2 separate regions of the Homo sapiens genome follow, and region 2 is linked to region 1. Evidence: read pairs that join two places in POLR2A ChIA-PET (ENCODE). Cell type or tissue: PC-9. All regions are shown on one strand. Links, peaks and the distances in the headings refer to the core of each region. The heading gives the core; the rest is flanking DNA. Region 1 overlaps ACACA (acetyl-CoA carboxylase alpha). Region 2 overlaps ACACA (acetyl-CoA carboxylase alpha).

What was found. ChIA-PET counts read pairs that join two places held together with the same protein. Peaks named below come from ENCODE experiments on the same cell type or tissue, not always from the same donor. Only the 100,000 strongest peaks of a DNase experiment are listed, where the experiment ranks them.
Region 2: POLR2A ChIA-PET joins it to region 1 with 5 read pairs; 3 of 35 experiments call an interaction of 5 or more read pairs at or near these places.

The regions. Positions count from the first base shown.
Region 1 is chr17:37,383,192-37,398,307 of GRCh38, reverse strand. The region is part of intron 1 of ACACA (acetyl-CoA carboxylase alpha); the gene reads left to right. It overlaps C17orf78 (chromosome 17 open reading frame 78), which reads right to left. Exons shown (of 7, transcript NM_173625.5): 4 at 12,183-12,299; 5 at 9,514-9,638; 6 at 8,946-9,062; 7 at 5,600-6,661. The coding sequence ends at 6,584. Among named protein-coding and RNA genes, the nearest start is that of C17orf78, 15 kb to the right of the region's middle. In PC-9, for the core only: no CTCF peak of the experiment used is centred there; a DNase peak (open chromatin) is centred at 6,037; H3K4me3 peaks cover 991 bases; H3K27ac peaks cover 1,895 bases.
Region 2 is chr17:37,078,149-37,093,264 of GRCh38, reverse strand. ACACA (acetyl-CoA carboxylase alpha) reads left to right here. Exons shown (of 56, transcript NM_198834.3): 55 at 4,191-4,327; 56 at 5,826-8,273. The coding sequence ends at 5,949. Among named protein-coding and RNA genes, the nearest start is that of MIR2909, 52 kb to the right of the region's middle. RefSeq lists an enhancer at 3,037-3,538. In PC-9, for the core only: no CTCF peak of the experiment used is centred there; a DNase peak (open chromatin) is centred at 4,604.

The sequences.
Region 1 (15,116 bases), core at 4,648-7,147:
TCTCAAAAAAAAAAAAAAAAAAAAAAGTGATACCACAACAGCTAGAAGAGGAGGCCAAACTGTTTTTTTTTTTTTTTTGAGACAGAGTCTCGCTCTGTCACCCAGGCTGGAGTGCAGTGGTGCGATCTCGGCTCACTACAACCTCCGCCTACCTGGTTCAAGTGATTCTCCTGCCTCAGGCTCCTGAGTAGCTGGGAGTACAGGCGCGCGCCACCACGCCCAGCTAATTTTTTGTATTTTTAGTAAAGACGGGGTTTCACAGTGTTAGCCAGGATGGTCTCAATCTCTTGACCTTGTGATCCACCTGCCTCGGCCTCCCAAAGTGCTGGGATTACAGGAGTGAGTCACCGCGCCCAGCCCCCATTTTACATTTTTTTATTTGTGCCCACTGCCTTTTTTCAGAGGATGCAGTTAGCAATTTCAGCCACTGGATGGTGCAAATTCACAAGAGTCCAGTGAAAGTTCCTCAATTACGGTCCAAGGTGCACCTGTTGCTACACTGCACCAAGTGAAGGAGGGTGGGGTAAAGGAAAGACTTTTTGGATCTGAAATTTCAGTATAAACATGGATCGAAGTTCACTAGAAGTTCAGATTGAGGGAAATTTTTAGAATTTGATCACTGACAAATCAGGTCATTGAATAAGGAAAGACAAAAGAAAAGTGTTGTAATAATGAAGAGGAAGAGAAAAAGGAACAGATGATGAAATATGAGGGAAAATAAGTCTAAAGAGATGAATTCAAGTGTTAGCAACAATTATAGTATGACCCTTTACTGGTTTGCATCTCCCTGGTAACTGATAGCAACTTTGATATAAAAATAAAGCTTACTTCATTCTCTTCTAGAAAGTCAGCTATGCTACCCTTAGCTTATCCATTTGGTGGTGTGACATTATCAACAAATATTTTTAGTATCTGCTATGAACATGGTGCTTTGTTGATACAAAGTAATATAGAGATATACAAATTAACACAGATACTGGGCTTCAAGCAGAAGAACCAGTAAGTACATATAAGAAGATAAGTAATTGACTGGATTAAGAAAATGTGGCACATATACACTATGGAATACTATGCAGCCATAAGAAAGGATGAGTTCATGTCCTTTGTAGGGACATGGATGAAGCTGGAAACCATCATTCTGAGCAAATATCGCAAGGACAGAAAACCAAACATCGCATGTTCTCACTCATAGGTGGAAATTGAACAATGAGAACACTTGGACACAGGGCTGGGAACATCACACATCAGCGCCTGTCGTGGGGTGGGGGGATGGGGGAGGGATAGCATTAGGAGAAATACCTAATGTAAATGACGAGTTAATGGGTGCAGCAAACCAACATGGCACATGTATACATATGTAATAAACCTGGACATTGTGCACATGTACCCTAGAATTTAAAGTATAATACTACTACTACTATTACTAATAATAGGGAAGATAAGTAATTCAAGGCAACCTGAGGGCCATTGTGTCAACTCAGAAAATGGAATACTTTTTGAAAGTGGGAGTGGAGTATCAGTGGGATGGGGAGGAAGGGATCATAGGACTCTCAACCTGTCCAGGGCAAACAAAAAATAAAAAGATTTCTTCTGGCCTTTAGTCATAAGTACATGCAGCAACTCTTCCTTGGAAAATGGCTAGTTATGGACATAGACATAGGAAAAGTGCTCTAGGTCAGAATCTGCTGGGCAGTGATTAGAAAGCATCCAAAATATTAATAGGAGGGGGTAGGAGATATGAGGAAATAATGGTTAAGGCCAGTACCACTCCTGAAACCACCGTTGCACTAGCCTGGGAGTACAGAAAAGGAAGGATGTTAATGGCTTGTTCAGGCCTTTCAGAGATCCACAGTCCCAGGTCACTTTGATTTTTGAGATTATGGGTTTATCTAAAAAATGAAGAAATGGCAAAACAGAGATACAAAATATGTTTTATATTTTATTTATATTTATCTTTTTTTTTTTTTTGAGATGGAGTCTCACTCTGTCACCCAGACTGGAGTGCAGTGTCACCATCTCAGCTCACTGCAACCTCTGCCTCCTGGGTTCAAGCGATTCTCCTGCCTCAGCCTCCCGAGTAGCTGGGATTACAGGCATGTGCCACCACACCCAGCTAATTTTTGTACTTTTAGTAGAGACAGGGTTTCACCATCTTGGCCAGGCTGGCCTCGAACTCCTGACCCCAGATGATCCACCCGACTCGGCCCTCCAAAGTGCTGGGATTACAGGCGTGAGCTACCATGCCTGGCTGTTGTATATTTTAAGTGTTTCTGTTTAACAAAGTAATGCTTTTAATACACACGCAAATATGGCTGTTTACTTAATGTCATTCAGCAATAACTTAAAAAGTTTAAATTGGAGGTTTTTGTGAATGTACCTTCTTTGCCCTAAGCAACTACCTATCTTAATTTTTGGGCCTATCAAAAAGTATTGGGGTGACATCAACCCTTTAAAAAGGTGGAACAGCCTAGGCGCGGTGGCTCGCGCCTATAATCCCAGCACTTTGGGAGGCCAAGATGGGCAGATCACCTGAGGTCGGGAGTTCGAGACCAGCCTGACCAACATGGTGAAACCTCGTCTCTACTAAAAATACAAAAATTAGCCGAGCATGGTGGTGCATGCCTGTAATCCCAGCTACTTGGGAGGCTGAGGCAAGAGAATTGGTTTGAACCCGGGCGGAGGTTGCGGTGAGCCGAGATCACGCCATTGCACTCCAGCCTGGGCAACAAGAGTGAAACTCCATCTCAAAAAATTAAAATTTAAAAAAAGGTGGAACAGCTTCTAGTCACCTCTAAAACTTGAAAATAAACACAACTTCTTGAAATGTAGTAGTAATATATTAGCCAAGAAGAAGAGACAGATTTTTTTTTTTTTTTTTGAAATGGAGTCTTGCTTTGTCACCCAGGCTAGAGTGCAGTGACACGATCTCAGCTCACCGCAACCTCAGTCTCCTGAGTTCAAGCGATTCTCCTGCCTTAGCCTCCCGAGTAGCTGGGATTACAGGCGCCTGCCACCATGCCCAACTAATTTTTTGTATTTTTAGTAAAGATGGTGTTTCACCATGTTGACCAGGCTGGTCTCAAACTCCTGACTCAAATGATCCACCTGCCTTGGCCTCCCAAAATGCAAGGATTACAGGCATGAGCCACTGCACCCAGCCAAAGAGACAGATTTAAAGTGGTGTGAAGAATATGAAGTTTTGTATGTGTCTTTTTATTATATGTGTATATATATTTATAATGTCCATAAAGAGATATATTAACCACTGATTACATATTAACCAGTGTTAATGATTATCTCTGGGAAGAGAGATTAGGTATTACTTTTATTCTTTATACTTTTGAGTATTTTCTAAAAGCTTTTATAATGAGAATGTACTTTATTTATTTTATTATATATTTTATATATACATATTTTTTGAGACAGAGTCTCGCTGTGTCGCCCAGGCTGGAGTGCAGTGGCACAATCTCGGCTCACTGCAAGCTCCGCCTCCCGGGTTCACGCCATTCTCCTGCCTCAGCCTCCCTAGTAGCTGGGACTACAGATGCCTGCCACCACACCCGGCTAATTTTTTCTTTTTCTTTTTTTTTTTTTTAGTAGAGATAGGGTTTCGCCGTGTTAGCCAGGATGGTCTCGATCTCCTGACCTCGTGATCCGCCTGCCTCGGCCTCCCAAAGTGCTGGGGTTACAGGCGTGAGCCACCGCGCCCGGCCGAGAATGCACTTTAATAATTATAAAAACAAAGTGTGGTAGCTTAATAAGAAAGAACTTGCAATAGAAACAGCAAATAAGGCTAGGCACAGTGGCTCACGCCTGGACTTTTTACCCCAGCACTTTGTGAGGCCGACGCGGGTGGATCACTTGAGGTCAGGAGTTGGAGACCAGCCTGACCAACATTGTGAAACCCCATCTCTACTAAAAATACAAAAATTAGCTGGGTGTGGTGGCGCATGCCTGTAATCCCAGCTACTGGGGAGGCTGAGGCACGAGAATAGTTTGAACCCGGGAAGCAGAGGTTGCAGTGAGCTGAGATTGAACCATTGCACTCCAGCCTGGGCAACAGAGCGAAACTGCATCTCAAAAAAAAAAAAAGAAAAAGAAAAGAAACAGCAAATAATTCCACAGGAATAATTGGCACTTCCACAGAAACAGTGTTTTATCAAGTTTTGTATAACTTGGTCTATAATGGTGACACTAGAAATGGTGCCCAGCTCTGAAGTGATCTGCAGATCCACATCCCAAAGCCCACACAGGAGTTCTCCTTTCTCCTCTGCCATCTCTCCCATCTCTGTTTTTACAGATCTTCACTGGAAGGGAATATAGGACTTGAAGTTATTAATGGATTAGGGAGTCAGAAAATCCTCAGAGGGGTCTATGCTTTGTCAGGGGAAACAAATTGTCCCCAAAGCAAAATAATTTTGATTCTGTCTGTGAATTTCTATAAAGTCAGTACAAATGTTACCCAAATTATACTCTTTTTTTTTTTTTCTTTGAGACAGTCTCGCTCTGTCACCCAGGCTGGAGTGCAATGGTTCAATCTCAGGTTCAAGCAATTCTTGTGCCTCAGCCTCTGGAGTAGCTGAGATTACAGGTGCGCACCAGCATGCCTGCCTAATTTTTGTATTTTTAGTAGAGACGGGTTTCACCATGTTGTCCAGGCTGGTCTCAAACTCCTGGCCTCAAGCCATCTGCCCACCTCGGCCTCCCAAGGTGCTAGGATTACAGGCTTGAGCCACCGTGCCCGGCCTCCAATTATACTCTTGTAGAAGAGTTGATGAGCGCAGATTTTGCCATAGGTTTTATCTCCCGGGACATCTCATGTTTCAGGATTAAGGGACATTCAGTGGTGGGTGAGGCTGGGAAGGGTGAGGATGCATGTAGGCCTTAGTTCTGGACCAAGAGCTTCTAAGTATATAATGCTTTTAATCATCCTCACCAGTGGTCTTGGGAAAGAGCAGGCATTTTTTTTCTTCCTATTTTATTGTCAAACTAAGTCACAGATGGCAAAATAAACTTGAGGCAACATCGTGGATCAGTGGCAGGATGCAAATAATATACTCATTCATCCAAATGCCAACCTCAGTGCTCTTTCCTCTCTACTATATTTTCAAGGTATGCTCTATGGACATTTAGAGGTTCTTTTTTTTTTCTTTTTTTTTTTTTGAGATGGAGTTTTGCTCCTGTCACTCAGGCTAGAGTGCAATGGTGAGATCTCGGGGCTCACTGCAACCTCCACCTCCCGGGTTCAAGCGATTCTCCTGCCTCAGCCTCCCCAGTAGCTGAGATTATAGGTGCCCTCCACCATGCCCGGCTAATTTTTGTATGTTTAGTAGAGACGGGTTTCACCATGTTGGCCAGGCTGGTCTCAAACTCCTTACCTCAGGTGATCCACCCACCTTGGCCTCCCAAAGTGCTGGGATTACAGGCGTGAGCCACCATGCCTGGCCCTAGAGGTTCTTTGGAGCTTCTTTGAAACATATCCTCATTATCCATGCTTTATATGTGTTCTCTTTCAGGCTGGACTTGAATATTAAATCGAGCCTTAGGGTGAGATTTTCCCCTGTTGGTATTGTTTTGATAATCACTTTTTGGACAGCACTTGAAGTGAAAGAAAGAAGGATACAGTTTATGTATTTTTTTTTTTAACCAGAGAACTAAGAAAACAGAATTTCTTAGAAACAGACACATTTCACCAAAATGAAATGGAATGGTTTCAGACTCTTAGGAAAAGAAGCAGGGCCTCACCCTGTCTTATCCCTCCTGACATTTCCTTTTTCACCTCAACATTGATTCAAGATCAGGTGGTTTCACTTTCTCACCAAACTCTTATTTAAGCAGGTTAGATTTGACTCATAGCTATTCTCCTGTGAGAAACAGCATTATCATAATTATTTTGCTCTGGAATCTTTGTCCAAAAGGTATGCAACTCTCTATTAAAGTATGATATAATATCAGAGCCACCTTAGGAATTCTGGATCGTCAGAAGACTTCACTTGGGTACTAATGGTCTGTAGTCCCTGAACCCCTTGGGGATAACTTATGAGGAAGGCTTTTGGAATGCGTAGGGTCAAGTTCCCTTCAGCAGTGTGTGGATAGATACATGTAGTACCAGAAGCTAAATTACAAAACCTTATAAACGTCAACCAGGGAGATCAGGAGTCCCACTCTAAGCTATTGAGGGCCAGTGAGTGTGAAGTCAGCTGTGAAGATAACAGAGGAGCTGGAAGCTATGTCACACTAACAGCTGCCTTGTTTCTTAGAGGCTGTGTTTGAGTCTTCTGTCAAAGAGAGTAGTAAGGTCCATTCATAGTGCTTGCAGGGAATACTTTTTGTTCTCGTTTGAGGGGATGGAAAGGTATCCATTTAGATGGATGTATGAAGTGAATTACAGAAGGTTGTGGCTCAGATAGGGGCATGAGGGTAACTCTGCTAAGCCCACACTCTCCCTTCATTAACCAGGAATTGGTGTTTGATTGTAATGTCCCTGCTGAAGATACAAGTGTGAAATTGGCAAGAATGTGCCCATATTAATAGGGAGAGGACTGTGTAGTATCATTCAGTCTTTGAGATAGAGCAGAACTTTTCAGAAGTATGTCTGGTGGATAACAGTGATCTCTGCAGCTTTCTTTGGGTTTGATGAATTGGCAGCATCTTGTCCAACCTAGAGATTGAAAGGAAATATGAAAGTTAAAAAAGGATGCAAGTGTATAGTTCTTCATGTACCAAGAAAAGGGCTGGCTAAGTACAAAACCCCATGTAATTCCAAGTGCACTTCATTTTGCCTCTTTGTTAATCGATAATTACACTGAGAAAGTATGATCAAGGTGCACATAGGTATGAGAACCAATAATTGCTTGGAACCTATAACCCACTAGCAAAGTAATTAAAAGATCTGGATCATAGTTCTGTTTCTAACAGCTGTGTAACCTTGGGAAGTCACATAACCTCTTCAAGCCTCAACTTAAGTATGAGTAAAATGTAGATACTTGCCCTGGCTACTTTCCAGGATTTCTGTAAGGCTCAAATGAGATAATGTATATAAGATTGCTATCTTAGTACTATTTTTTTTTGAGACAGAGTCTCGCTCTGTCACCGAGGCTGCAGTGCAGTGGTGTGATCTCAGCTCACCGCAGCCTGTGCCTCCCGGGTTCAAGCGATTATCCTGCCTCAGCCTCCTGAGTAGCTGGGATTACTGGCGTGTGCCACCATGCCTGGCTAATTTTTTGTATTTTTAGTTGAGACAGTTTCACCTTGTTGGTCAGGCTGGTCTCAAACTCCTGACCTCATGATCCATCCACCTCGGCCTCCCAAAGTGCTGGGATTACAGGCATGAGCCACCACGCCTGGCCCTATTTTTATTCCTTTATCATTTAGTAGCTTATTGTGTTCATAGAAGTTCAATCACAGTTGCAGCTACCTGGTTATCTCTAATTCTATTCTGGACTAGACTTTGTAGTCCCTTCAGGCCTATTTCTTCCAATGTTCAGGAGAAATGATAATTTTTTTTTTTTTTTGGACACAGGGTCTCACCCTTTTTCCCAGGCTGGAGTGCAGTGGCTCGATCATAGCTCATTGCAGACTTCAATTCCTGAGCCCAAGTGATCCTCCCACCTCAGCCTCCCAAGAAGCTAGGGCTACAGGCACATGCCACCAGCTGGCTTTTTTTTTTTTCTCTCTTTTTGAGACGGAGTCTTGCTCTGTCACCCAGGCTGGAGTATAGTGGCGCAATCTCGGCTCACCACAACCTCTGTCTCCTGGGTTCAAGCAATTCTCCTGCCTCAGCCTCCCGAGTAGCTGGGACTACGGGTGCACACCACCATGCCCCACCAATTTTTGTATTTTTAGTAGAGACAGGGTTTCACCATTTTGGCTAGGATGGTCTCAATCTCTTGACCTCGTGATCCACCTGCCTTGGCCTCCCAACGTGCTAGGATTACAGGCGTGAGCCACCGTGCCCGGCCCAGCTGGCCTTTTATATATATATATATATATATATATATATAATTATGTATAATATATAATTATATATAATATATTATATATAATTATATATAATATATATATAATATATTATATATAATTATATATAATAAATATATAATTATATATATTTATATATAATGTGTGTGTGTATATATATATATATATATATATATATATATATATACTTTTTTTTTTAATAGAGACAGTGTCTCGCTATGTTGCCTAGGCTGGTCTCAAACTCCTGGACTCTAGCAAGTCTCCTGCCTCTGCCTCTGCCTCCCAAAGCACTGGGATTGCAGGCATGATGAATCAGGCCTGGCCTTAAAAATCTTAAAAGTAAGATTCTTGACTCCAATCTAAATGATCTGATTCAGTTTATATGGGGCCCAGAGGTATGTGTATTCAATAAGCACCCTATTGTATCATGTCTGGACTGATGTTAGGAAAACAGTAGGATAAAATCCTACCTATTTCCTGACATAAGAAGGATTGCCCACATTTGCTTCATAACTGAAGCAGCTCCCTGTTCCCAGCACATTAAAAAAAATATTTTTTCACAGTCCTCTTAGGGACGAATCTCCTAGCACTTATATATTAACCCCATTTTCTGTTTTTCTTTTTTTCTTTCTTTTTTTTTTGAGACAGAGTCTTACTCTGTTGCCCAGGCTGGAGTACAATGGCACAATCTCGGCTCACTGCAACCTCCACCTCCCAGGTTCAAGCGATTCTCCTGCCTCAGCCTTCCGAGTAGCTGGGAGTACAGGCATGTGCCACCTGGCTAATTTTTGTATTTTTAGTAGAGACAGGGTTTCGTCATGTTGGTCAGGCTGGTCTCGATCACCTCAGGTGATCCACCTGCCTCAGCCTCTCAAAGTGCTGGGAATAGAGGTGTGAGCCACCACGCCCGGCCCCTACCCCACCTTCTTTAAGCAAATGACATAAACCACACAGAGAACACTTTCCTTCTGGGGCTGAGAGTCAGGCTTGGATTCAGCTGTCCCAGGTGGCTGGCCTCCCTTCTTTTGCCATCTCCACAACCACTGGCATTGGCACAGCTTCCTGGCTCCTAGGCATTGATACTGAAGGGAGAAAATGACTGGTATTAATATGAAGTGGCTGGTAAGCATTTGGTTTTCTTCCAAACCTCTTGTTGGGCAACTTAAAGGAAGCCATCTCTTCTAAATAAAATATTCAGTCCTATTGGACCTATCCTTCCTAGAAAATGTCTAAGTACAGCAGAGGAAAGGAACTGCATTTAGTGAGCACCTGTGTGCCAGGTGCCTTTCACACAGAATCTCAATCTTTATAACTACCATGAGAGGCAAATATCATGAGACTTATTTTACACATGAGGCCACTGAGGTTAGAACAGTCAAGCAACTTTCCCAACACCACTCAGCTAGTGAGTGTGAGTGGCACATCTCCTCAAATTCCAAAGTCTATGCTTTTCTCCTTATGCCAAGCTGCCTCTGGAACAGAAGAAAGTCTTTATGGGTCAAGTTCAAGGATTCAATACAACAGCAAACTTACAGGACATGGGACTTCAAAAATTACAAATACTATAATGGCAACTCCACTGAGCAACAGGGTGACAGCAATCAGAATTTTGACCACAATACTCCATTTCTGTCTCTTCTCTAGGTTCTCATCTGTGTCTAAAGGAGAGAGGGGAGTGGAAGAGGGAGAAAAGAAAATTTGAGAGAGGAAAGAGATTGATCCTTTGACCTGAAGTTCTTCTGGCTCACAAGACTATTAGAGGCCCAGACTAACCCAGAGGCAGAGGCAGAATTTCCAATTCAAACTCAGGGCTGGAGGGGGTGTGAGGGTGAGCTGAGCATCATGGGCTCTGCTCTAACTTCTTTTGCACTCTCTTCCCACTGAGTCACCTTCCCTGGAATTGGGGATTTTCCATAATCACATAGGGCTGATTCTTACACTGCTCGCAGGAAGAAAAATCTCGGGTACACATGGAGCTCTAAACTTCTTTTACTGTCAGCTTTATCAGGGTTCCTACCATTTTGCTCTGACACATTTTATGGGATTAGAAAGTCGCCTTTCCTATGTTTCTCCTGGCTTTCATAGAATATAAGAGGAAGAAATGTAAAAATTAGCACTGCTTCTGGGTCAGAAGCTCAATCTGGCGGCAAATGGCTAATATGCATTTTTTTTCTCACTCTGGCACTCAAGACTGGCATGCAGTGGCACAATCTTGGCTCACTTCAGCCTCAATCTCCCAGGCTCAAACCATCCTCCCACCTTAGCCTCCTGAGTAGCTCAGACCACAGGCGAACGCCACCATGCCCGGCTAATTTTTAAAATTTTTTTATACAGACAGAGTCTCATTATATTTCCCGCTGAGCTTGAACTCCTGGCCTCAAGTGATCCTACAGTCTTGGCCTCCCAAAGTGCTGGAATATTACAGGTGTGAGCCAACTCACCTGGCCCTAATGTGCATCTCATTATTACTAATATCACATTTTTCCCCTGGTAGAAACTAGGATGTAACCCAAATTGGAATCTTACAGAATTTTAGTCCTGGCCAATTTAAGGAGGACTGTTGCTAAAAAAACAGTGAAGAAGGCTGTGTGCGGTGGCTCATGCCTGTAATCCCAGCACTTTGGGAGGCTGAGGTGGGTAGATCACTTGAGGTCAGGAGTTTGAGACCAGCCTGGCCAACATGGTGAAACCCGTCTCTACTAAAAATACAAAAATTAGCCAGGCATGGTGGTGCATGCCTGTTGTCCCAGCTACTCAGGAGGCTGAGGCAGGAGAATTTCTTGGATCCGGGAGGCAGAGGTTGCAGTAAGCTGAGACTACGCTACTGCACTCCAGCCTGGGGGACAGAGTGACACTCCATCTTAAAGAACAAAAACAAAAAAACAGTGAAGATGAAAGTATGCTGTTGGAGGCCCAGCGCAGTGGCTCACACCTGTAATCCCATCACTTTGGGAGGCTGAGGCAGGCGGATCACAAAGTCAGGAGTTCGAGACCAGCCTGGCAAACATAGTGAAACCCTGTCTCTGCTAAAAATACAAAAATTAGCCAGGCGTGGTGGTGCATGCCTGTAATCTCAGCTACTCAGGAGGCTGAGGCAGGAGAATTGCTTGAACCCAGGAGGGGGAGGTTGTGGTGAGCTGAGATCACATCGCTGCACTCCGGCCTGGGTGACAGAGTGAGACTCCATATCAAAACAAATATATGCTCTTGGGGACGGGCGTGGTGGGCAATGCCTGTAATCCCAGCAGTTTGGGAGGCTGAGGCGGTAGGATCGCTTGAGCCCAGGAGTCTGAGACCAGCTTGGACAATGTGGTGAGACCCTGTCTCTACAAAAATTTAAAAATTAGCTGAACATGGTGGCACACACCTGTAGTCCCAGCTACTCAGGAGGCTGAGGTGGGGGGATCACTTGAGCCCCAGAGGTCAAGGCTGCAGTGAGCCATGTTTGCACTACTGCACTCCAGTCTGGGCAACACAAGACCCTGTCTCAAAAAAAAAAAAAGAAAAAGAAAAGCACTTGGTTGGTGTCATCACTCTTATAATTGCTTAGTGTTTAAATATTGTCCATCTATACATACAGTGGTTAGAATTACCTACTACAGAAATACAGTTTTTTCTGTCCCTAATTCTGGCGACAGGGTGAGCTCATTTGCGTGGAGATAAATGATCATTGATGGTGTCAAATTACAAACATTTCTGGGACCTTTATAGAGAAGCTAATTTTGTTGTTGTTGTTGAGACAAAGTCTCACTCTGTCGCCCCTGCTGGAGTGCAGTGGGACAATCTCGGCTCACTGCAGCCTCCACCTCTTGGGTTCAAGCGATTCTTCTTTCTCAGCCTCTCAAGTAGCTGGGGTTACAGGTACCTGCCACCACGTCCGGCTAATTTTTGTATTTTTAGTAGAGGCGGGTTTTCACCGTGTTGGTCAGGCTGGTCTTGAACTCCTGACCACAGGTGATCCGCCCACCTCGGCCTCCCAAAGTGCTAGGATTACAGACATGAGCCACAGCACCCGGCCTAGAGAAGCTAATTTTTTAAAATAAAAAATTGAATGATTTTTCAATGTACATTCAGTAACTTCTCAACCTCAAGAAAAATATCAGTAGATCCAGACTAACGCTGGGGCTAAAAATGTTTCTTTTCTGTTCCCATTTTACTCCTACTTATTCTGTACTTTGTCATTTCAAAGCTAGAAAAATTACCGGTACTTGTAGTTTTCTCTCCTTCTTTATTCCCAGGAGTTATAGAAGGGGCAGTGGTGGGAAAAGTCTCTGATGAAGCCCCCAGGACTTTACATTGTGAGATCCCTGGTAAAAAAGCTATAAAACAAAGTAGAAAAGATGAAACTTTAGGGGAAAACTTTATCCTGCCTTTGGTTTTATCTGATGAAACCCTGCCCAGCTGATAGTAAACTTCCAATTGTGGTCCCATTAACCTGTCTGTCCATAGGTTTAGGGTGTGAGCACAAAATAATGCCAAGAGTAAATGAGGATAGAGACACTAATAAGAGATATGGATTAAATGCCCATGGGACTTTTAACTAACATAGGATCAAAGTGAAGGAGTCATGCCAATGATATCATTGCCTATCATTATTTAGGCCATAATAATAATAAAGATGAAGGCCATAAAAACTGTTGACAGTTTCCTTCTTTAAAAAGAGATGGCTCCAAAGTCCAAGGAAGAACATGAAATATCACAGTTAGCCTTAATGACTGCTGCAAGTGTGTCTAGTAGAATCTAGATCAACTACTCTGAGAGGGGACTGGGGAAAGCAGGAGGAGCTGGAAGAAGGAAAAGCCACCCAGCTTCATGTACTCCTTGATTTCATTCATTCAGCAATTTTTTTTTTTTTAAGACAGGGTCCCCCTCTGTCACCCAGGCTGGAGTGCAATGGTGTGATCTCAGCTCACTGCAACCTCTGCCTCCCAGGTTAAAATGATTCTCGTGCCTCAGCCTCCCAAGTAGCTGAGACTACAGGTGCATGCCATCGCACCCGGCTAATTTTTATATTTTTTGGTAGAGATGGGGTTTCACCATGCTGGCCAGGCTGGTCTTAAACTCCTGACCTCAAGTGATCTGCCCACCTCGGCCTCCCAAAGTGCTGGGGTTACAGACATGAGCCACTGTGCCCAGCCTGGCCTTGCTTTCAAAGGATCTCTGGGCTACTGTGTGGGGAATGGGTTGGGGTGGGCAAGGGTAGAAGGAGGGTAACCTGTTAGGAGGCCATTGCAAAAGTCCAGATGAGAGATGATGTGATTCACACCAGCAGTGGAAGTGATGGGAGATGGATAGAGTCTAGCTGGAGTCTGGAAATAACCTCACTCGTCTCCAGAATTGACCTAATCCAATTCAGACAGTGTGGTTTCTGTTCTATTTTTAGTGGTCTCATATCATTGCTTATTAAATTAAGGTCTATAAATTCTACTTGACTTTTCTAAATTACTCTTCCATGTCTTAAGTCCATGAGAAAATGATAGTTCTTTACCTCAGAGGCCAGTGGCCATAGTACCAGGCACTGTACATGAAATCATAGGGGAAGAGGTGATCCCCGATTCCAGTTTAATCAGGAAGACAGTGTTGGCAGACATTGGCAGAGACAGACATAAAGTCAACAAGTTCAAAAGAAAAAACAAGAACATTTTCATCATAGTGCTAGTCAGTTCTTCGAAGTGATAACTTACATGTTTATAAGTCACATTAGATAAAAATAAACAAATCTCACTTTGGACAAGTCACCACAAGTTATCTGTGTTTTTTTTTTTAATCTGTAAGATGGTAATAGTAAAATAATACTTGCTCTACCTATTTCACAGGGGTGTTGTGAAGATCAGAAACAAATAAAAATGAGAAAGCATGTGTGTAAACACTTTGCAAACTGAATGATATTATGATTGAAAGAGGGGGAAAAAGATGACCTAATGAGTCATCTGTCTCCACCAGAAGGAAATTTTGAAATATTGATAACAGCCGTCTTTTCCTTTTCCAAATTTCTTAAATAATAACAAATAGTCTCCATTTACCTTTTTCTACATTCCATGTTGACCCACATCTTCTGATGAGCATTTGTATTGCAGAACATTCTCACCCTTACAGTTCCAAATTTCTATTTTACTTGAGGACATTTTCATGAACTGTCTTCTGACCATTTCCAGGACATCCTCCTATGCAGACTGTCTGGGACAACAGGCGCACACCACTACACCCGGCTAATTTTTGTATTTTTAGTAGAGACGGGGTTTCACTATGTTGGCCAGGCTGGTCTCGAATTCCTGACCTCATGTTCTGCCCGCCTCGGGCTCCCAAAGTGCTGGGATTACAGGCATGAGACACCGCGCCCGGCTCTAATTTTTATTTCTACCCTGTTTGAGGTTTATCACTTCTGGTATTGAGTGGAGATTTAAATTCAGGATAGGAAGTTTCAAACTTGTAGAAGGGATTATGTTTCAAAAGTTCATACATAAATTGGTTGTTTTGGACCAAGTGAGGTGGCTCACGCCTATAATCGCAGCACTTTGGGAGGCTGAGTTGGGCTCAAGTGATCTCACTTGAGGACAGGAGCTTGAGACCAGCCTGGCCAAAATGGCAAAACCCTATCTCTACTAAAAATACAAAAAATTAGCTGGGCATGGTGGTGCTGTAATCCCAGCTACTCGAGAGGCTGAAGCACGAGAATTGCTTGAACCTGGGAGGCGGAGGTTGCAGTGAGCTGAGGTTGCACCACTGTACCCCATCCTGGGGGACAAAGCGAGACTCTGTCTCAAATAAATAAATAGGTTTTTTGGGATTCATCATTATGGTTTCATAAAAATGTATCATGAGTGATGATTAGGTCCCCAAACTAATCTACAAATATCCATTTAATCTTTTTGCATAGCTCAAATAGTACAGAGTATTAGCTTAAATTCTAGATGTGGGAACCAACTACTATGTTATGAAGGAAAGAGGAAGAGTTTCTTTTTCTCTGGGAGGCTAACCAAGTGCAAATTTTTGAATTAGGTCAGGTTGATCTTTGGCATCTCTCCTCCCCCTTAACCCCTCAGTTTTCCTTGTCCCAATTTCTAAGAGCTAATGTCCTTAATTGCCCCAAGTCTCACAATGCCTAGCACTATATTCACTCCACCCAGAGTGCTCCA
Region 2 (15,116 bases), core at 3,362-5,861, 300 kb after region 1:
ACCCACTCGCTCTTATTCTGGATTTCCAAGTGAAATGAATGCTCAACAGAGGCCCCTGTGAGGACCATAGGAAAAAGCACTATTGACAGGGTCACTTATTTCCACTGACCTCAAAACCTGGCCTCAGGCTACTGATGAATAAGTCTCATACACCAAACTTCTCACACAGGGCCAGGCAGGGAGGAGGTAAGGTAGAACCTGGAAAGTGTTGCTTGGCCCTGCTATGGGCCTGGAGCTGAGATGGGATTGGCTCACAGGAGCTTGGTTCACAGGGGTCTGATGGCCACCCTAGCCCACATGTCCTTTGGCTATTGTACTCTAAAGCCCTTGGAAAAAAAAATCACATCCTTTCTTGGGCTTCTGTTGGATAGGGCTTAGCCTTGTAAGTGTAGGTGTATTGAAAATGTCTTTCCAAAATATGAGTGTACCTTAGGATTTGTATGCCATCCCTACACCCATCAGGCTGTGTGTTTCCCAGAAGTCTAGAAGGTCAGAAATGGGAGGAGCCTCCCTAGCTGGAGGTGTCTCCCAGCAGCTCCCAAGGTGAGTTATTAGTAGGGTATAGTAATCAGGGCTCACATCCATCAGGTTGTGCCCTGGTCACTCCTTGGCCCTGCTGAACCATTGTCTAAGGAGGACTTAACAGCTATCCAGTATGTTAGAAATGAAACTTTCCAAACAGGTCATTTAGATGTTGTGAGATAGACTAATTACTACATAAAATTAGTGAGGCTGACTAGTGCCTGAGATACTTATCCACTGATGCAGACAGAAAGTGTCTGTTGAACATTCATTTTAGGACAGGCCACTGTTGTGATGTAGAATTATTGATATTTTATTGATAAAATGTTCTGATACAGATGGATATGCTGACAGGTGGCATACGGGCCCAGGCCTGTCATGATGTTAGCAGCCTAGCATATCACACCTGTTTAAAGTCCACGCTGGAATACTAGGAATGACTGGCCACATTTTCTTTTTTTTTTTTTTTGTCTCACTCTATTGCCCAGGCTGCTGGAGTAGGTATGATGACTCACTTTCAGCCTCAACCTCCTGGGCTCATGTGATCCTCCCCTCCCACCTCAGCCTCCCAAGTAGCTGGGACTATAGGCATACACTACCCCACCTGGCTGATTTTTTTGTAGAGGTGGGGTTTTGCCATGTTGCCCAGGCTGGTCTGAAACTCCTGGACTCCAGCAATTCCCTGCCTCAGCCTCCCAAATTGCTGGGATAACAGGCGTGAGCCACTGTGCCAGGCCCATTTTCATAATTTTAAGGAGGGAAATAATAATGGCTTCTTCCTGGGAATAAGGTTGGCCTATCCTTCTGGATGACTGGAATTGAGTCTTACAACTGTTCTAAGGGAGCAAACAAGAAACTGTAGGCTCTGGCTGGGCACAGTGGCACACGCCTATAATCCCAGCACTTTGGGAGGCCAAGGCAGGGGAACTGCTTGAGCCCAGGAGTTCAAGACCAGCCTGGGCAACATAACGAGACCCTGTTTCTACCAAAAAAAGTTTTGCCAGGCATGGTGGGGCATGCCTGTAATCCTAGCTATTCAGGATGCCGATGCAGGAGAATCACGTGAGCCCAGGAGTTTCGGGCTGCAATGAGCTGTGATCATGCCACTGTACTCCAGCCTGGGCAACAGGAGGAGACCCTGTCTGGGGGAAGAAAAAAAAACCTGTAAACTCCATAACCCAGTGGAAGGGAGCTTGCTTTTCCCAGGTGGAGCAAATTATCCCACAACAGTATGGTAACTCTCCCAGGTCTGTTGAGAAAAACCAGTGGCACTATGCTTACATAAGTTTGTTTATTTTTGCTAAACATGCAGTTGATTAGAACTTGAGACCCCTTTCCTTCATGTACTCTAGGCTGTAATCCACTGGGGTTTGGCGGTCATTGTCATCCAGTTGTACTTTGCGTAAACAGCAGATCTTTTTATAGGACCCATATTTTCAAGCAACTGTAAAACTTGGAATGCGTTGCCCTAATCCTGTCTGGGAACTTTTCAAAATGTTTAAACACCTAGCATACTCTGTGGCTGCAGGAGGGGAAGGCAGAAGAGTTTTCTCTAGAGGGTAGCTGGCTTTCCAGTGTAGTGTCTGAGCATTGTTGGAAGCAGGCATCTCGTTAGCTAATACATTACACCAATCAAGGAGAGTTATCTTAAGCCACAATTAATCTGCTCCCTGGCATATGTTGATAGGAAAGCATCATGCTGTTTCTTAATTAAAAGCAAACGGATTAAAAATGATTAATAAGAGTATTAAATATTCTCCTAAACTAAAGGCTTTGGGATTCTTGGGTAAATCTAAAAATCTTGGGGTTTTTTTTTTTTCCATTCTGAAATCCAAGAAGCATTTATTGTTTTATTTTTCCTCCCCTCCACCCCAATCTTCATAAGTAGGGGTATGTGTAGAAGTCCTGAAACCACGGAGCAGAAGAGTAAATTGCCAATGATGGAAATGGAAATGTTGAAATTTAGGTGGCGACGTTTAGGAGTCCAGGGGGACCCATCCATATGTGGGGCGTGCAGCAAGCTGGGTCACAAGAGTGAGTTAAAACCATGTTATGGGAAAAGCAGTGCTACCTTCTCCCTCGTGGATAGGGGCTGATGTGACACTTCCTTTCCTTAGGCGCAAAACACTTTCTCAAGGCAGTTTGGCCTTGAGAGATGCTGGGAGTCCTAACCCAGGCACAGAGAGGAGAGGGTCACTCAGGTTTGCACTGACGGGGCCACACACCCCAGCTGAAGAATTGCTGATCTGCTTATCAGTGATTAGATACAGAACTGGGCACATTTGAGTCAGAAAAAGAAATGGACAAAGAACTAAAAGAGACATACTGCTGATCCTTAGTCCCCGGAAGCCTTCATCTTTCCAATGTAAAGGAGTTAATTTTTAGAAACAGAGACGTCGATGAAATGACATACATTAAATAACCAGTCACAACTAAGTCGGCAGCTAAGTTAGAGACAGGAAGTGACAGTCTGAAAAGAAACCATTATATTTGAAGGCACGAGATAGTTAGAAAATAGCCTAGTGCTCAGTTTTGTACTGCTTGAGGCCTCTTGTGATGAAGACATTTCCTCTGCAGCCCAGTAGTCACAGCTGTGGCTTTGGTGACCTTGCTTGCATACAGGCTTCCTGTAGCCACGTCTCAAACCTCAAAGCCTCAGAGTCCCTAACAAACACACCCACCTATTAAATTATAGCACCAAACTCATTGTCATTCTGACTTTGACTTCGTTAGTGATAACAGAGAAGGATAGCGCACCTTTAAATGACAAGCTTTGTGTTTAATTACCCAAACAAAATGACATAAATATGAATGAGCCCTAATTGTGGTACTTGGTTTTCCGGAAACCATTAACAAAACGATTCCTAAATGATTTGTAAAGAAAATGAGAGGAGAAGAGAGCAAGGAGAAGGCTATTAGGCTTCTAACACACTCCTGAATTATTATGTAGTCAACCACCTAGGAAATACTCAGCTAAATGATCTTGAAAAGGAGGTGAGAGGTGGTTTGTTGAGACTTTCAGGGTTATGGACGTCTTGATCCTTTCGAATACTCTCATAGGTAATAAAATGGGGCTTAGGTTTCTGACCTGGTGGCTGTACCCTGGCAACAAGACTTCCCTCCCATCAGTTCCCCGTCCGTGCCTCATCAAAAGACAGTGGGCTCTATTTCAGGAGACTTCATCCATCCAGTGACTGCCAGGCCTCACTGAGGCTAGAGACTTATACTTTAGGCATTGTGTCTCAGCTCCTCTGAGAGCAAAACACCAAATAAACAGCCTTGCCTTCTCAATCACAATTTTACTAAGTAATTTGGGCTTTTAACTGGTTCTCTCAAACCTGTCAGGTTATTGAATTCTCTTAGCCTTTGTCAAATAGGTGGGTCCCTAGAGTCTGACAGGACAGAGTCAGGGTATGAGCACCAGAGTGCTCGGGAGAGCCCCATGGAGACTTCAGGTGTACACCTGTGTCCATAAAGGAAGAGAAGGAGAAGGGGCACAGCTCCTGCCTCGAGGCCTACTTCCTCCTCCTGCACGATGCTGACAGTGAAGGAGAATCGTGGACACGGAGCACACTTTTGGAGTAAGCAAGCACTCCAGATCCTGAATAGTCAGGGTGTCCCGGCCTGGCCTGACCCCTGGTGTTTGACCAAGAGTCATCTGTTTGCAGGCTTATGTTTGGGACAATAATAAGGATCTGGCGGAGTGGCTAGAGAAACAGCTGACAGAGGAGGATGGTGTTCACTCGGTAATAGAGGAAAACATCAAATGCATCAGCAGAGACTACGTCCTCAAGCAAATCCGCAGGTGAGACCAACGTGGGGAACTCCACTAGAGAAGGAGGGCTAATTTCTTTGGAATAAAAAGTTTCCAAACAAATCATGAGATGATCGCAGAAATCTTATGATCTCTGCAGTCTCTTGCTGTTTGAGACAGCTGTAGTTGACCCACAGGTACAGATATGGCCTGAAGCCCAATTCTTTTTCAGCTACTGCTCCCCAGGGGCACTTAGTAATCTCAGCTAGATGAAGGCTTAATTCACTGTGCCCACCTCTTAGCTCTGAATGCTGATACTCAAACCGGATGAACAACTCTGGGAGGAAAGCTGATTGTGTGTGTGGTGGTTTCCTGGGAAACCACCTCCTCACCTCCTGAAGCCAAGAGTTAGCTGTATTCTTCTAGAGGCTTCAGTCTGCTCCATAGGATCGGTGGTAGAGACTGCAGGGGCATTTTTGTAAAAGTTTATTTGGAAACATTTCACTTACAGAAAAGTTATAAAATTAAAAACAGTACAAAGAACACCCCTATATATAATATCTGTACTCAGATTTACCTGTTACATTTTCTCCCCGTTGCTATATCACTTATGAGTGTGCCTGCCCTCCCATATGTGTATACATTTTTCCTCTTTCTGAACTACTTAAGGGTGTTACATATATCATGGCCTTTACCCCCAAATATTTCAGTGTGCATTTGCTGAGAATAGGGATACTTTTACATAACCATCATAAAATGATCCACTTTTGTAAATTTAACATTGATTAAAAACTTTTATCTGATATCTACCATCTGTAGAACATTGCTCATTTTGAGTTTGTCTGATGTCTCCCCATGATGAGATGCAGGTGAGGCACTCTGGCCAGAACCTTCACAGGGCACCACATCTGGGGGCACATGCTGTTTATCTGCTCCTCCTCGTGTTAATTTCATCCGCTGGTCAAGATGTTGCTCCATTTCTCTACCGTATAATTACTGATTTTCCCCCCTTGCACCTAATAAGTAGTCTGCAGGAAGACATTTTAAGGCCATGCAAGTATCTTGCTTTCATCAAAATTTCCCTCTGGTGCAGTCTTTACGATGAGCTTGCAAAATGATAACTTTCCAACTCCAGCACACCCTCCACAATTACCAGTCACCACTCAGTCCTCACTCCTGCCGATTCTTTTATATATACATTATTGGTACAGACTCATGAAGTTCTATTTTTTACTGATTTATAATTCATTGCTGGGCTGCTTTTGATGCCCCAATTGCTGTCTTTGTGACATGCCCCCATTGGCATGTTTTGGGTTTTTTTTGGGTTTTGTTTTGGGTTTAATTCCTTTTTCAACATAGCAAAATGTTTTGGGTTTGTCTTGCACTACCTTGGCTGGATATTTGTAATATAGGGAAACAAATAAGGTGAGGCGTGACTAAAATGTCTGCAGTGGACGGTGCACACATGTTTATTGGGCAGTTCTTTAGCTGTCCTCATCTAGACACTTCTGCTTCTCTTTTCTTCACCATTCTCAATCTTCCTTTCCAGCTTGGTCCAGGCCAATCCAGAGGTTGCCATGGATTCCATCATCCATATGACGCAGCACATATCACCCACTCAGCGAGCAGAAGTCATACGGATCCTCTCCACAATGGATTCCCCTTCCACGTAGGAAGAGCTTCCTGCCTGTCCCTGCCCTGTCTCTGGAGAAAAGGGCTAGAGCTGCCTTTTACAACTGTAACCACTGTAATGAGAAGGCACAGGAGACCCAGCACTGGAGTCAAATGGCATTTTACTTCCTCTCGTTTCAGGTTATGCATGACATCCTGGGATGTAAGATCACAGAATCCCCCTCCAGCCCACCAGTCACACCTACCCCATTCAGTATTTATTACCCTGGCCAGGCCTAGTCCTCCACTCCCTGCACAGGACTGAGAAGGCAATGAAAGGTACAAACATGTACCATGAGGTCTTACTAACCAAAGTAGGGCTGCCCCTCCTGTCCTGACAGCCCCTTGGCCTCCCAGCATGGGGAAGCGTGAGGAGTTGCCCAGCAGTGAGCAGCCCCCCTCACTCCTGGCCCCATGAGCCGCAGCCACAGGCAGCAGAGGAGGGCTAAGGAGAGGAGGAAGCCTCAAGTCCATTGTTTATTACCCCGACTCTTAGCCCAGCACACAGTAGGCACTGGAGAGGAATGATTCCCAGTTTAACCACACTACGGTACCTTTTATGAAGAAAAATTAGAGCATAAAATCTACTACAAGCTCCATAGGAACTCAAAGATGAGGGCAAAACTGTGAGCCAAGAAGCAGAGAAAGAAAATAGAACCAGTTATTCTTGATTTAGGGGACCTCAACCTTGGGTTCAGTCTCTGAGGACAAAGGGAAAGGTAGTTGTTGGCCTGCCTCTCGCCTGCACGTCACTGCTGGACTAGCTGTCGCATGTGGCTGGGAGCTGCAAGGCCAGTGCTTGAGGGGCCCCAGCAGTTCCACAGGTGGTGAAGCCTGAGTTGGCAGAGGAGGAGCCAGAAGAGAACTGCCCTTTCTGCACTGGTGGAAACTAGTTATTTATGCCATGTGGAGAGCCAGTGAGATAGATAGATAGTCTGTTTGTTTTGAGGACTTGGAAAGTTGTTCCTATGAAGCCTGGAGCTTGGATGGTTTTGAGAGGTTAATGGTGCCTCCACACTCACTCTTCCCTAGTTCCAGGATTACTGTCCTAGCAGCTAACGGTTCTACTCTCTTCCCCAGAGTGTAGACAGGCAGCAGGTCTCCCCACAGCTCTGAAAGGACCCTGGTGACAGCTACACCCTCAGCACCAGGAGCTGGCCTTCCTGATGAGGGAGGCTTCCAGGAAACACAGAATCCACATGACCTTAAGATTATTTACAACTCAGTCATGGTGCTGCTGTCCTCCAGGCTTACTGGCCCCTCCTGACTGGCATCAGGGGCTTCCTCAGGTGGTGGAGAGAGTTTACTTTCAACAACTAGTTTATTCAAGAAAAGAACTTACTGATTCCTCTGTTCCTAAAGCAAGAGTGGCAGGTGATCAGGGCTGGTGTAGCATCCGGTTCCTTTAGTGCAGCTAACTGCATTTGTCACTGATGACCAAGGAGGAAATCACTAAGACATTTGAGAAGCAGTGGTATGAACGTTCTTGGACAAGCCACAGTTCTGAGCCTTAACCCTGTAGTTTGCACACAAGAACGAGCTCCACCTCCCCTTCTTCAGGAGGAATCTGTGCGGATAGATTGGCTGGACTTTTCAATGGTTCTGGGTTGCAGGTGGGCACTGTATGGCTGGGTATGGAGCGGACAGCCCCCAGGAGTCAGAGCCTCAGCCCGGCTGCCCTGGTGGAAGGTACAGGTGTTCAGCACCTTCAGAAAAGGGCATAAAGTGGTGGGGGACAATTCTCAGTCCAGGAAAATGCATTGACCATTGCTGGCTATTTGCTTACCTAGTAAGAATTGGATTCATTTTTGACCAGATTATTCTTCTATGCTTTTTTGCAATAAATCAAATCCCACATATCTACAAGTGGTATGAAGTCCTGCACCCCCCAGGAGGCCTGTCCAGGCATGTCTTCAGAGGCAGGGTGGGTTACACTCATTTACCTCCCCTCTCCCCACCAAATTATGACACAAACGAGTATGTTTCCTCTCTAGAACCCTGTAATGCCTCCTCCCCCATCCCCAGAGCTCCTTACTGTAGGTCTTACCCTGGACAAGGATTTTTTCAAGTTGGAGGCACAGAACATGAGCAATCTGACATTCCCACAGCCCCTCAAACATGCAAGGCTACTAAGGCAGGAGGAGTATAAATGATGGATATTGACCAAGACCTGCTTGGACGGAGACCGCCATATTATCTGTTCTCTTCGTTCACAAAACAGCCTTCACTTGTCTCAGAATTTGATGGACACATACTGTGATGAGCAGGAGCTTCAGATGCACTCTTTACACATTTTGTTGAAATAAACCTCTACATTTGTAGAAGAGTTACAGTTTGTCATTTCAATCCATGCCCAGCCACCTCATTTCTTGTTCTGCTTTCAGCAGGGGCTCAGTGTGGGGCAAGCCCCTCCATGGCCCTGTAACACCTAAAGCCCTTTGTCTCCTGAACTTGCATAAAGATGATGGGTAGGCAGTAAAAAGCTGGCCTTGGCCAGCCCTGTCTTATCCGCTGAATCAAGGTCAAACTCTGAAAGGCTACAAATGCTCGGGAACCCCGTAGCAGAGGGTCAGTTTTTTAGTTTCTGTTGAGTTTTTCAGGATGGGAAACTTCTTCCTGCTGAGAGCTGGATGGGAGTCCTGGCAGGAATGTCCCCTCCAAAAGAGAATGTCTTTAGAGCAGGGACAAGAAAGACCACAGCTGTTTAGTGAGGATAACAGCTCCAGGCCTTGGAAGCCCAGAGCCCACTGTCCTCCTCAGAAGTCCCTTCTCAGCATACAGGAAGTTGAGAGTGCTCTGATAACTCAGTGTAAACACTGGGGCCGCATGGCCCTTGTTAGAGATTTGAGAGGAAGGTTTTAGATTTTCTTTCTTTAGCTATTCATGGATTTTTAACTCTGGGCACAAAAAGGCACTCGGGGCAGGAAGCTCATGATTCCATGCCGTCAACCCTCTGCCTCAGTTTCTCTCTCTAAAAAAACTTTCTATGGGCTGGGCATGGTAACTCACCCCTATAATCCTAGCACTTTGGGAGGCTGAGGTGGGTGTATCATGAGATCAGGAGATTGAGACCATCCTGGCTAACACGGTGAAACCCCCTAAAAATATATAAAAAATTAGGTGGGAGCAGTGGCACACACCTGTAGTCCCAGCTACTCAGGAGGCTGAGGCAGGAGAATTGCTTGAACCTGGGAGGCGGAGGTTGCAGTGAGCTGAGATTGCACCACTGCACTCTAGCCTGGTGACAGAGCAAGACTCCGTCTCAAAAAAAAAAAAAAAAAAAAGCTTTCTATGAATCCCTATAATTAAGGCAGGAATAAGCACCAATTCCTGAATGTCTGCAAAGATACAGGTCACAGGAGGCAAATCCCTGCCCTTTGCTGATTATTAAACTCAATGTTGTATCTGTCTCTCTCTTTGGGATATATTGCAAAGCAAAGGGTTGCTTTTTCTAAAATGAAATAGAGTGTTAAGAAAATATCAATTTGATTCACCCTGAGCCAGATGTTCCAGAAAGGGGAGTCAGAAGGGAGATACAGGATAAAGGATCCAGGGGGAAGATTGCTACTGTTTGCCTCCCACTGCTGCTCTTCACAGGCAAGGAAGCCCGGTCTGCGTGGCGGCCTGGGCCTCTTCTTCCTTCTTCCCTCCTCCCTAAGCAGGCAGCTGAAGACAGGCCACAGGTGTAAGCACTCAGCCAGCACCTGTTGGTGGTTCTGAGGCAGGATTCCGCTGCTGCCTCTGGGAGCTTGCCCGATACAGTTTCTTCTGCTGGGGCGCCACACTTCCTTCACTCCTCTTTTCAACAAAAGGAAATAATAAATCCCCATTGGTCTTACTTTGGGGTAGTAAGGAAAAGACTGCACAGTGAGGGTTCTAGGATCCAGATCTAGGCCCACCTCTCTTTCCCCGGCTGAACAATAACACAGCGATGAACGCAAATGCCTAAGGACCATAGGGAGGGCTGTTCACCCCTAGTAAACAGGGCTCGGTGCAGGGCAGCAGGGAAAGGCCTGTAGGGAGGCACTGAGCTGAAAGGCAAACCTTCCTTCAAACCACTGGCTCCTCAGGCCCTGGGCACAAGAAGGGTAACACCTGGGCCTGCCCTGTTCCACATGGTGAGGCAGAAAGCACCATGGGCCAGAGGGAGTGGTATGGACAAATGAAGCTTATTGGCAGAGAGAGGCTACCAGCTGCGGCAGGGTGGAAGCCAGGGCATTCCAGGCCGGGGCACTGGGATTTACAAAGTTATTTGGGGGGCACTGGGAAGGTTGAAGGGGAGTAGAGCAGTCACTTGGGGGAGTAATAGACAATGAACTCCCCAAAAACAAGCCGGCATCAGATATAAAGATCCTTAAATGCCAGGCCAAGGAGCAAGGGTTTGTCCTTTGGTGGTTTATGGGCACGTGAAAGCTGTGTATAAAGCTTTCGAAAGCAGCCAATTGAATGAAAAGAGCACAGTCTTGAGTGCCAAGAAAACTGGGTCCAAGCTCAGCTTAATCGTGTGCAGTCCCCAAGCTGGAGGGGCACCCAGGATAGTATGCCCGGGCCACCCACAGGAGTGGGGAACAATCGGCTATTTCCAGTGCTCTAGGAATCCTGCTGTGCCTCAGGCAGCAGTCTTTCCATGCCGTTGTCTTTGTGTTGACTGGAGTTTTACCCAGGAAGTGCAGTCCTGGTCACCTCCTGCTGGCCAGTGGCTCTAATGGGTGTTGATAATAAGTGATGGGGGTAGGACATCTTTAGAAATGCAGTATCTTGGTAATAAGCAACATCTTCCAAAGCATGGGGTTTCCTGTGGTTGGTGGAGGGCAGAATGATAACGGAGCCTGAGACTTGGAGCCACACAGTGGGCTCAGCCCACTAGGAACCGCACGGAGACAGGACAGAATAGCTCAGATGGCGCTGAGTCTGATTGCCAACATTCTGTGTCATGACTGGCCTTCTAGAGTAATCAGGGAGGGCTGGGGGTGGGAAGAGGCAGAACCCACTGTACAAGTCCAGGCTCTGCAGCAGGAAAAAGCTCACAGAGCATTCCTGTCCATGCAAATAGCTCCTTTCATAGTCACTTACAAGAACAGGGACTTTAGAATAAGCCTGAGCTGATTTCCAGTATCCAGCCCCTCACTCTTGTCCTTGAGCAAGTTCCTGCCTCCTCATCTGTGAAATGTGGACCTCAATGGGGCATTTTGAAAAATGACATTAAATTAGTTGATGTGAATCAAGTGCAGGGCATGAGCCGCAAACCCTCAATGCAGGTCAGGTTTCTCCATGCCCTGTCTCTTTTGCTCCCAAGACTGGGCGCCTGTCATCACTCAGGGGCACCTTCCTCATAGGGTATTGGTGGAGAACCGTCCCCTGGCGAGGGCAGGGTCTAGGGATTGTCTCTACGTGTTGGGTGACATGGACACTAAGCGGAAGTGCCACTGAGGGGCTGTGCAGCTGAGCCTGAAGGCCGATCTCTAAGCCTGGCTGCCCTCACTTAGGGCAGGCCTTGAGCAGCTCAAGGGTGTTCTGGAGTCCTGCCTTCCCTGGGATGTGAAAGTAGAGTGTGGAACGAGAAGATCCCTAAGATCCCTTCCAGCTCTAGGCAGATTTTCATCTGGGATCATGGGTAATGCTGAAGTCTGGATAAAAATACTCCATGCCCACTGGCATTGTCAGTAACAGCAGTAACTCAGCAGCAAACATCCAGGGAAGACCAGTGGCTCAGCTTGGCTCAAGCAATAGACCAGCAGCCTAGCTAGAGCTTTAACAGAAGCAGGAAATGATACAGCCACCAGGGGCTTGATAAGCTCCCCGCACATCCACACAGGAGAGATCAGAGAAGGCCCAAGCTAGTCACACAGCCCTAGCTGATAGAACCTGTGGGCACATGAAGAGGAAATGCCAGAGGGCCCAGTAGAAAGTAAAAGCCAGGGCAGATTTCAAAACTGCTGAAATGTTTTAATATGTAGCCCCCACGCGCGCGTGCATACACACACACACACACACCAACTTATCAGCAGAAGATAGATGCCTTGCTGGCTCAAGATACATCTGCCTAAAGCATTGGCTGACCATTAGGCACAAGGGTGGCCCCTATGAAGCTAGGCTTAAAAAATAAGAAGTTTTAAAAAGAAAAACTGAGCAGAGGCTCGGTGTGGTGGCTCAATTCCTGCACTTGGGGAGGCTGAGGCGGGTGGATCACTTGAGGTCAGGAGTTTGAGACCAGCCTGGCCAACATGGTGAAACCGTCTCTACTAAAAATAAATTAGCTGGGTGTGGTGGTGTGCGCCTGTAATCCCAGCTGCTTGGGAGGCTAAGGCAGGAGAATCGCTTGAACCCGGGAGGTAGAGGTTGCAGTGAGCCAAGATCGTGCCACTGCACTCCAGCCTGGGTGACAGAATGAGATTCTGTCTCAAAAAACAAACAAATAAAAACAACTGGGCAGAAACTTAAACACACATACACACACACACATTTACAGAATTAAAGGGTCAGGTAGGACAACCTTGGGCCCTTATTTAAAAAAAAAAAAAAAAAAAAAGAATTGGCCAGGCATGGTGGCTCACACCTATGATCCCCAGCAATTTGGGAGGCCAGGGTGGGCGGTTCGCTTGAGTCCAAGAGTTTAAGACCAGCCTGGACAACATGACAAAACTCCATCTCTACAAAAAATGCAAAAAAAAAAAAAAACTAGCCAGGTGTGGTGGCACACGCTTGTCGTCCCAGCAACTTGGGAGGCTGAGGTGGAAGGATGACCTGAGCCCAGGCAGGTAGAGGCTGCAGTGAACCATGATCACGCCACTGCACTCCAACCTGGGTGACAGAGCAAGACCCTGTCTCAAAACAAAACATAAAAAAGCACATTCTGAATAAAATTCTGAAACATGCTGCAACATGGATGAACTGTGAAGACATTATGCTAAGTGAAATAAGCCAGACACAAAAACAGATATTGTTTGATTCCACTTATATGTGGTATCTGAAATTATCAAATTCACAGAGACAGAAAATAAAACAGTGATTACCAGGGGTTGTGGGGAGAGGAATTTGGGGATTACTGTTTTCGTTTTTAGAGACAGGGTCTCGCTCTATTGCCCAGGCTGGAGTACAGTGGTATGATCATAGCTCACTACAGCCTCAAACTCCTGGGCTCAAGCAGTCCTCCCACCTCAGCCTCCTGAATAGCTGGGACTACAGGTGCAAGCCACTATACCCAGCTAATTTAAAAAAAAATTTTTTTTTTTTTTTTTTTTTTGTAGAGACAGGGCCTCACTGTGTTGCCCAAGCTGATCTTGAACTCCTGGGCTCAAGCGATCTTCCTTCTTCAGCCTCCCAAAGCACTGGAATTATAGGCATGAGCCACTGTAGCAGCTGGGAGTTATTGTTGTTGAATGAGTACAGAGTTTCAGTATGGGATGATGAAATGTTCTGGAGGTGGATGGTGGTGATGGTTGCACAACAATGTGAATGTCCTTAATGTCACTGAACTATACACTTAGAAACTGTTAAAATGGTAAATCATATATTTATCCCAGTTTTTGAAAAGGAAATTCTGAAAAGTTGACCAGAGGGACTACACAGATTTGGGAAGACAGAAGAATCAGTGCATGTGAAATCGTAGAGTAATAGAATTATCCAATGTGAAGAACAGAGAGGAAAAAAGAGTGAAAAATGAATAGACCCTCAGACTCCTGTGCAGCAACAGTGCGTTTACCAACATATGTGTACTGGGGGTGCCAGAAGAGAGAGAAATGGAAAAACTATCTGAAGAAATAGTGGCCGAAAAATTCCCAAATTTGATGGAAAACATGAATCTGCAGATCCAAGAAGCTCAATAAACCCCAAGTAGGATAAACAAAGATACTTACACCTAGATACCTCATGGCCAAACTGTTGAAAGACAAAGAAAAATCTTAAAGGAAGCTAGAGAAGAACAAGTTATCACTTACAGAAGAATAACAAAATAAATCACAGCTGCCTTCTAATCAGAAACAATGGACCCCAGGAGGCAGTGGGGCAGTATTGTCAGAGTGCCACAAGAAGAAAAAAAATGCTGTCAAACAAGAATCCTATATCCAGCAACACTGTCCTTAAAACAAGTACAGGTGAAATAAAGACACTCCACAAAAAAAGAGAATTCATTGTTAGCAGACCAGCTTTATAAGAAATACTAAAAGCAATAGTTGAGGCTGAAAAGAAATAATTCCAGATAGTAATTCAAATCTACTCAAAGAAATGAAAAGGTAAACAGTACCTAGGTAAATATAAAAAACTGTGTTCTCTTTAACTTCATTAAAAGACATAAAGTTGCATTAAACAATAAGTATACCACTGTATTTTGGGGTTTATAGCATATAGAACCGTAATATGTATGACAGTCACACAAAGAAGGGGGTAAAAATGAAACAACATGAAAACCAAGTCTATGTGTTGCCAGTATTAAGGTAATATTAATCTCAAGTATAGTGTTATATAACCTCTAGAACAACCACTAAGAAAGTAACTTTATTTATTTAGAGATGGAGTCTTGCTCTGTCATCCAGACTGGAGTGCAATGATGCAATCTCGGCTCATTGCAACCTCCGCGTCCCGGGTTCAAGCAGTTCTCCTGCCTCAGCCTCCTGAGTAGCTGGGATTATAGGCGCCCACCACCATGCCCGGCTAATTTTTGTATTTTTGGTAGAGACAGGGTCTCACCATGTTGGCCAGGCTGCTCTCAAACTCCTGACCTCAGGTGATGCACCTGCCTCGGCCTCCCAAAGTGCTGGGATTAGAGGCATGAGCCACCGCACCCAGCTGAAAATAACTTTAAAATGCATAGTAAGGCTGGCAGCAGTGGCTCACACCTCTAATCCCAGCACTTTGGGAGGCTGAGGTGGGAGGATCACATGAGTCCAGGAGTTTGAGACCAGGCTGGGCAATACAGTGAGACACTATCTCTACAAAAAATTTTTTTAAAATTGGCCAGGCATGGTGGCACATGCCTCTAGTTCCAGCTACTTGAGAGGCTGAGGCAGGAGGAGCACTGGCTCAGGAGGTTGAGGTTGCAGTGAGCTGAGATCGCACCACCGCACTCTAGCCTGGGCAACAGAGCAAGACCCTGTCTCAACAACAAAAGGCAAAGGGCTTAAACCCATTTTTTCAAAGATGATTTATGAATGGTCAAGAAGCATATAAAAAC